Regions from separate parts of the Homo sapiens genome. Here region 1 is linked to region 2. A link is a loop called in an ENCODE intact Hi-C map of the cell type or tissue named here. Cell type or tissue: sigmoid colon. All regions are shown on one strand.

Region 1 (4,000 bases), 130 kb before region 2:
ATTCAATAAGAATTTGTTTTCTTTTGTAACAGGACACAATTGGAGAAATTGGTTACTTTACCAAGGCTTTGACTGGAATGGCATGCTTCCTTTAAATAATCAAAGTTGACTTATAGAGCAAATTAAAGCCCATTGAGGCATCTGGCCTCATACCTTATCCACACAGAGTCCCTGTGCAAGGTTCCTGTCCTGTGGTAAGTAAAGAATGTCACTTTCTAACAGGCCCAGGAACCCCAAGTTATCTTGGGACCTCAAGAGGAGAGGAATTTGCCCAACTCATAGGTATTTGAGGGTGCAAACCCACGGCTGGGCTCGGCTTTTAAAACATCTTATCTGAGATTCTTCATGGAACAGAGTTCTAGCAAAGCCAATTAAAAAACCCTAAGTGAAAAATATTCTTGCTGCACTTTATGCAAATAATCAGGCCACATACAGTAAGACTAAAGCTTATTTTGTAAACAAATCAGTTCTATCATGTTGTTTTTAATAAAAATGGGGACTGGAGAGAGAAAAATTATGCTTCAAAAAACTATAGTACACTGTTGTTAGCTGTTCTTGAGTTTTTTTCTGCAGTTTAGACTAAATTCTAAATTGTTTGTGGGTTAGAAGTCCCCAAACTAATGCTTTCAAATCTCTGCTTTTAAAATTGGGAATTGTACTCCTCATCCTAGGACTCATTATTTACCTTATAAGGTAAAATAGGCTGTTCACTTAAACACTGTAGTAAAACTATAGATGAGAGTACTAATGTTTTTGCCATACAAGCCTTGGAAGCTCAACCAGGCCGGCATGAGTATGCTCAGACAATTAATTGTAAAGCAGTTCCACTCTTCTCACCTTGGGGTTCACTCCCAATCCCACTACATCCCCTGTCAGCAGGAAGAGGCCAGAGTGATTGATGGCCTTTTCCCATCTTCATAGCCTATACCTTAAGATTAAGGTATTATAAAACCCAAAGGGAGGGATTGAAACCGCCTTTGTAAAATTATGACTGAGAGAGTGAAAGAGATCTAACTTAGCTGACTCCATCTTGCTTCTAACCTCCAAGCTGTTCTTGTTCATTCCTGGGGGTAGGCTGAACTAACTTCGGGAGAAATGTAGTTTATAGTTTATAGTTTAAACAAATATGGTAACAGCCCTTTCCCAAAGCAGACCTCCTTCCTGCCTGGCGACTAGATTGCCTTTGTAGGACTAACATTAGCCACAAGATCAGAAATTATGGTTTAGGGGTCATGCAGCTGGAGGCTATAAGATTCTGAGCCTCCCTAAACTGCTCCAAAGATCAGTGTTTGAGATATTTTGTAGACCCTGCACTTGATAAATCAGCTGGCACCACCCAGATCAATAAACTGGCTCATGTGATCTTATGGCCCCCACCCAGGAACTGACTCAGCACAAGAAAACAGCTTTGACTCCCTATGATTTCATCCTTGACCAATCAGCACTCCTGGCTCACTGGCTTTCCCCGACCTACCAAGTTATCCTTAAAAACTCTGCTCCCCGGCCAGGCATGGTGGCTCACACCTGTAATCCCAGCACTTTGGGAGGCCGAGGCGGGCAAATCACCTGAGGTTAGGAGTTCGAGACCAGCCTGGCCAATATGGTGAAACCCTGTCTCTACTAAAAATACAAAAATTATCCAGGTGTGGTGGCATATGCCTGTAATCCCAGCTACTGGGGAGGCTGAGGCAGGAAAATCACTTGAACCCAGGAGGTGGAGGTTGCAGCAAGCCTAGATTGCACCACTGCACTCCAGCCTGAGCGACAGAGCAAGACTTTGTCTCAAAAAAGCACAACAAAACAAGCAAACAAAAAACTTTGCTCCCCAAATGGTCAGGGAGACTGATTTGAGTAATAAAACTCTGGTCTCCCGCATGTGGGCTCTGCGTGAATTACTCTTTCTCTGTTGCAATTCCCCTGTCTTGATGAATGGGCTCTGTCTAGGCAGCGGGCAAGGTGAACCCCTTGGGAGGTTACAGTTTCACCATGCTGGTCAGGCTGGTCTTGAACTCCTGACTTCAGGTGATCTGCCTGCCTCGGCCTCCCAAATTGCTGAGATTATAGGCGTGAGCCACCACGCCTGGCCATGCATCACATTTTTATTTGTAAAAGTAAAAACCATGGAAACAACATCAATATCTAGCAATAGGATGCAAAATGAATGAGAACTATAGTACATTCAAGTGATGCTAAAGTTTTATACAATCATTAAAAATGATTGTTTAGGGCTGAGCATGGTGGCTCATGCCTGTAATCCCAATGCTTTGGCAGGCCAAGGCAGGAGGATCGCTGGAGCCCAGGAGTTCAAGACCAGCCTGGTTGACATAAGGTAGCCCCATGTCTACAGAAAATAAAAAATAAATTACCCGGGTGTGGTGACACGTGCCTGTAGTCCCAGCTACTTGAGAGACTTGTAGTCCCAGCTACAAGAGAGAGCCTCTCACTTGAGCCCACGAGGTTGAGGTTGCAGAGGGAGACCCTCTGCAGGGTCTCAAAAAAAAAAAAAATCGTGTAGGGCTGGGCTCCGTGGCTCATGCCTGTAATCGCAACACTCTGGGAGGCCGAGGCGGAAGGATCCCTTGAATCCAGGAGTTAGAAATCAGCCTGGACAACATCACAAGGCTCTGACTCCACAAAAAATAAAAAAATTAGCCAGGCATGGCGGCATGTGCCTGTGATCCCAGCTACTCCGGAGGCTGAGATGGAGGATCACTTGAGTGAGACTTTGTCTCTAAACAAAACAAAACTCTGTGTGTGTGTGCGTGAGCATTTACAGTGCTAAACAACTTTAAGTACCACACTAATAGTGAAAAATATTACAGGAGAGGCAGCAGAGCAATTGTTAAGAGCCTGGGCCCTAGAAATGACTGCCTAGGTTTGAGGCCTGGCTCTCCACTTACTAGCTGTATACTCCTGGGCAAGTTACCTACCTTCCCAGCCCCTCAATGTGCCCATTCATAGCATGGGGACTCATACCTAGTCCATAGTGTTGCTGTAAAGATTAAATTAGTTAATACAAGTAGAGGGCAGCGTCTAGCATCTAGTAAACAGTTGACAATTATTGGTTATTGTTATAGAAAATTGGAGGAGGGAGAAATCATATCTAACTGACAATGGATCAGGAAAGGCTTTATAGAGGAGGTGACATTAAAGAAAAGGTTTAATGCTAATGAAGAGTGATGGTGGGGGGCGGGGTCAAAAGATAGGGAGTTAAAGGTAGAGGAGGTGGTAAGGCGTAGGTTGTGTGAGGCCGTGAGTAGATAGATGAGTGGTGGCGTGTGGCAGTGGGAGCCATTGAAAACTAAATCTCCAAAGAGAGACAGGGGTCAAAATGTGGAGGGCCTTGAATTCCAAATTTAAAACTGGAGTTAACCACTGGCTATGAGAGTCATTAAAGATTTCTGAGCAAGAGAAAGAGGAAGCCTTCTTTGGCAGCATTGAAGGCTGACAAATTTGCAGTTTTATCCTTGAGTGTTACGAACTTCAGAAACAACTCTCTGAGGGCTAATATTTTGATTTAGGAAAAGGAAAGGGGGACACAAAGGAAGAGATGGAAAAAGGGAGTGAATAACTGAAGGATGATAAGTGGGAGGGGGAGATGAAAAGTGAGCCCGGTGGGAAGGTGGCAGCAAAGCCTGTCTTCCCTAATTCCTCATTCCTGGGGTCACTTGGTGACTGAACTCATACATAACCTCCCTTCTCCCCATTTAAGATTTGAAGTTTCCGTCTTTCCTTTAGGGCTTCATTTAACTTCGAGACTGTCCTTTTGGCCTGTGAGCACACGTAGGGCATTAGGACCCAGCGTTTGTTGTAGTGAGAGTGGTTGAATCTCGATCTCTCAATTTTTCTCTCGAGCTCCCTCCTCTCCCTTTGTCATTCTAGCTGCCTGCTGCCTCCGCAGCGTCCCCCCAGCTCTCCCTGTGCTAACTGCCTGCACCTTGGACAGAGCGGGTGCGCAAATCAGAAGGATTAGTTGGGACCTGCCTTGGCGACCCCATGG
Region 2 (4,000 bases):
TGTTTAGGTGGAAAAGCTATATATATAAAAAAAAGGGCATGATTCTCCTAAAAGGCATGTTAATGATTACTTAAGTGGAAGAGAAAGGCCTTAGTGGTTGGCAGGGGGATTCTGGGCTGCTGGAGATGTTCTTTTTCATGACCTGGGTGCTGGTTACATGGCTGTTTGATTCCTGGTAAACCATTGAGTTATATATTTGTGTGCTCACTTTTCAGTATGTGTTATTCTTTACAATATAAAAGGTTAAAAGGCCGGGCACAGTGGCTCACATCTGTAATCCCAGCACTTTGGGAGCCTGAGGTTGGGGGGTCACTTGAGCTCAGGCGTTTGAGACAAGCCTGGCCAACATAGTGAGACCTCGTCTCTACTAAAAATACAAAAAGTTATCCGGGTGTGTGGCACATGCATGTAATCCCAGCTACTCAGGAAGCTGAGGCACAAGAATCGCTTGAACCTGGGAGGTGGAGGTTGCAGTGGGCCAAGATCATGCCACTGCACTCCAGCATGGGTGACAGAGTGAGACTCTGTCTCCAAAAAAACAAAAACAAAAGCAAAAAAACCCAAAGCTTTGAAAAAGTACAATGCTTTGTTGTTTTCAACCCTCTGTTGCTATTCTGGTAATCGTCACTGTTTCTCAAAGATTGTCAATAGAGAATCAGTAGTTTCATCTTTAAGTTCTTTTAGGTCTTATTCAAAGTCCAGCTAGGTAAAGAGAAATTACTCTTGGTGTTCCAAAAAGGGAATTTAATAAAAAGAATTAGTTGGCCAGGCGCAGTGGCTCACGACTGTAATCCCAGCATTCTGGGAGGCCGAGGCAGGCAGATCACCTAAGATCGGGAATTCGAGACCAGCCTGACCAACATCGTGAAACCCCATCTCTACTAAAAATACAAAAACTAGCTGGGCGTGGTGGCATGCACCTGTAATTCCAGCTACTCGGGAGGCTGAGGCAGGAGAATCGCTTGAACCCGGGAGGCGGAGGTTGCAGTGAGCTGAGATTGTGCCACTGCACTCCAGCCCGGGTGACAAAGTGAGACACTGTCTCAAAAAAAAAAAAAAAAAAAGTTACTGGCTGGGCACGATGGTTTACCTGTAATCCTAGCATTTTGGGACAGAGGCAGAAGGATTGCCTAAGGCCAGGAGTTTGACACCAGACTAGGCAACATAGCAAGACCCCGTCTCTGCAAAAACATTTTTAAAAATTAGCCAGGAGTGGTGGTGCATGCCTGTAGTCCCAGCTACTCGGGAGGCTGAGGTGGGAGGATAGCTTGAGCCCAGGGGTTTGAGGCTGCAGTGAGCTGTGATCATGCCATTGCACTCCAGCCTGGGTGACAGAGGGAGACCCAAACTCTTAAAATAATTGGTTACATATTGGGTACAATGTATACTGCTTGGGTGACGGGTGCACTGAAATCCCAGAATTCACCATTAAATAACTCATCCATGTAACCAAAAACTATTGAAATAAAATTAGTTACAGAGATTTCGGATACATGGCATAGTAAAAGGGAGTGGGACAAAAGGAAGAAGAGTGATACCCAAAAATCAGAAACTAATAGTCCTGAGGTAGAGCCCACAAGCTTGTAACTTTTGTTGCACTGTTAGAGACATTATCACAATCAGTCTAGATCTACCCAAGTATTACCACCTTGATTAGGGCTGAAAATACTATTGCTATCACTACAACTCCTGCCAGCAACTGACACCCATTAGAGCCAAAAGCACTAAAAAGTTATAATTGGTAAGCATCTCTAAAATTGATAATAATGGTCACTACCTCTTTGTGTTGTTGAAATTAAATGTGTTAATGTATGTGAAGTGTTTAGAATGGATGCTGACCCATAGAAGACAAAATAAATGTTAGTTACTGTTATTGTTACACGGCTAATCTTTTAAAAAGTATTTATTGAATACTTATTATTTGCCAGAAACTGCGCTAGATGCCTAGGGTTGTCATGAGAATGAATTCAGAGAATGCATGTAGAGCAATCAGCACAGTACCCCCGTATGGAAATAAGCAGAAGCCAAGAGATATATTGAGTAGAGAATGCACCCTGCTGGTTGGTAGGGGTAAGGAAGGGGAAAAGATCATTTTTTTAAAAAGTCAGACATGAGTCAGTGGCATGATCTTGGCTTACTGCAACCTCTGCCTCCCAGGTTCAAGTGATTCTCTTGACTCAGCCTCCTGAGTGACTGGGATTACAGGTGCCCACCACCATGCCCAGCTAATTTTATTTATTTATTTATTTATTTATTTATTTTTAGTAGAGATGGGGTTTCACCGTGTTGGCCAGGCTGATCTTGAACTCCTGGTCTCAAGCAATTCCCCCACCTCAGCTTCCCAAAGTGCTAGAATTACAGTCGTGAACCCCTGTGCCCAGCCTCCCATTACATTTCTTTTCTTTTCTTTTTTGAGACAGAGCCTTGCTTTGTCACCCAGGCTGGAGTGCAGTAGCTCAATCTCGGCACACTGCACCCTCCATCTTCCAGGTTCAAGCGATCCTCCTGCCTCAGCCTCCCGAGTAGCTGGGCCTACAGGCGCATACCAACACGCCCAGCTGATTTTTGTATTTTTAGTAGAAATGTGGTCTCACCATATTGGCCAGGCTGGTCTCGAACTCCTGACCTCAAGTGATCCGCCTGCCTCGGCCTCCTAAAGTGCTGGGATTACAGGTGTGAGCCACCGTGCCTAGCCCTCCCATTGCATTTCTAATGTCATAAGTAAATCAAGAATGGAGGAGGAAGAATATGATATCCTCAGGGAAAGATATTTTAGCTAGTGATACTGTTGTAAACCCTGGCAAGAAACCCCTCACTAGCCTCACAGAGCAAAGCTTACATCAGAGAAAAATCCATCGCCAACAATCTGTCACGTGGTACCTCTTCTTAGTTCTATTTTCTCATTATGTCTTAATAGATCTTATCTCTAAAAAAATACTAATTCCAATACAAATGTTAGGATCAGTCCTAACACTTGAATATTCATTCAGCAACTATTTATTGATCTTATACTATGTGTATTAGTGTGCTCAGGCTGCCATAACAAAATACCACAGACTGGGTGGCTTAAACAACAAAATTTATTTCCACACAGTTCTGGAGGCTGGAAAGTCCAAAATCAGGGTGCTGGCCAATTTTGTTCCTAGTGAAGTCTATTTTCCTGGCTTTTCCAGAGAGCTAGGTTTTTTTTAAGCAACATACTACTATTTCTTAGTGTTTTTCAAACCTGCCACCTTTTAGTACCCACTACCACTACCCTAGATGTGGTTCTGATTTCTTATCTAGACCCGTGCTAGAGCCTCCTAAATAGTCTCCTTATCTCTGCCAATCAAACGTCCATACTCCTGCCAGAGTTCTCTGTAAACGTGAATTGGATTGTGTTTCATCTGCTTAGAACGCCTCATTGCCTAAAAAAGAAAGTTTAATTCCCTTAACATGGCATTCAATGTGCTTCACAAATCTGCCCCACTCTACCTTGTTCCGGTTTCTTTGGCATCACTCTCACTGCTCTGATGGCCTTCCCTGTAGCCCCACTAGACTATTAACTTTCCTGAACTTGAATATGAGAACAATGCACTTGCATACCTCTGCACACTTGCTCATGCTGTTTGCTCAGCCTGGAATGCTCTTCTCTGCCTAGTGACTGGCAGATATCAGCCCCTCTTGCAAGTCTCACAGACGCTATCCCCTTTTGAGGTCAGAATTAATTTCTCAGTTCCTGCGCTATCAGGCTGAGGTTTTCCAAGAGCAGGAAACAGTGATAAAAAGCAGTAGTAATAGTAATAGCAGTAGCTGCAAGCTTTCAGTAAGAGGATATCTTTTGGCTAGCTTGGACAGAAGAAAAGACTAGACAACGTGGGTGCTTGGTTCATCTCTGTGGGAGTCAGGAAGTATAATCAGATTCACATGGGTGAAAGAGGCTGTCTTTTTGCTTTCAAGATGAACTACACCTAACCCATCCCACACTATCAAAGGAGAACTCTTTGAGCATGTCTTGCAG

The links. A loop is a pair of places that touch in the nucleus more often than their neighbours do. Peaks named below come from ENCODE experiments on the same cell type or tissue, not always from the same donor. Only the 100,000 strongest peaks of a DNase experiment are listed, where the experiment ranks them.
Region 1: a loop joins it to region 2, with 3 times the contacts of the local background. A loop is called at or near these places in 1 of 110 quality-filtered maps.

What each region holds. Positions count from the first base shown.
Region 1 is chrX:101,075,007-101,079,006 of GRCh38, forward strand. TMEM35A (transmembrane protein 35A) reads left to right here and starts at 3,873. Exons shown (of 2, transcript NM_021637.3): 1 at 3,873-4,000. The coding sequence starts at 3,997. In sigmoid colon, no CTCF peak of the experiment used is centred here; no DNase peak of the experiment used is centred here; H3K4me3 peaks cover 600 bases.
Region 2 is chrX:101,204,628-101,208,627 of GRCh38, forward strand. No RefSeq gene overlaps it. Among named protein-coding and RNA genes, the nearest start is that of DRP2, 13 kb to the right of the region's middle. In sigmoid colon, a CTCF peak has its summit at 2,055; no DNase peak of the experiment used is centred here.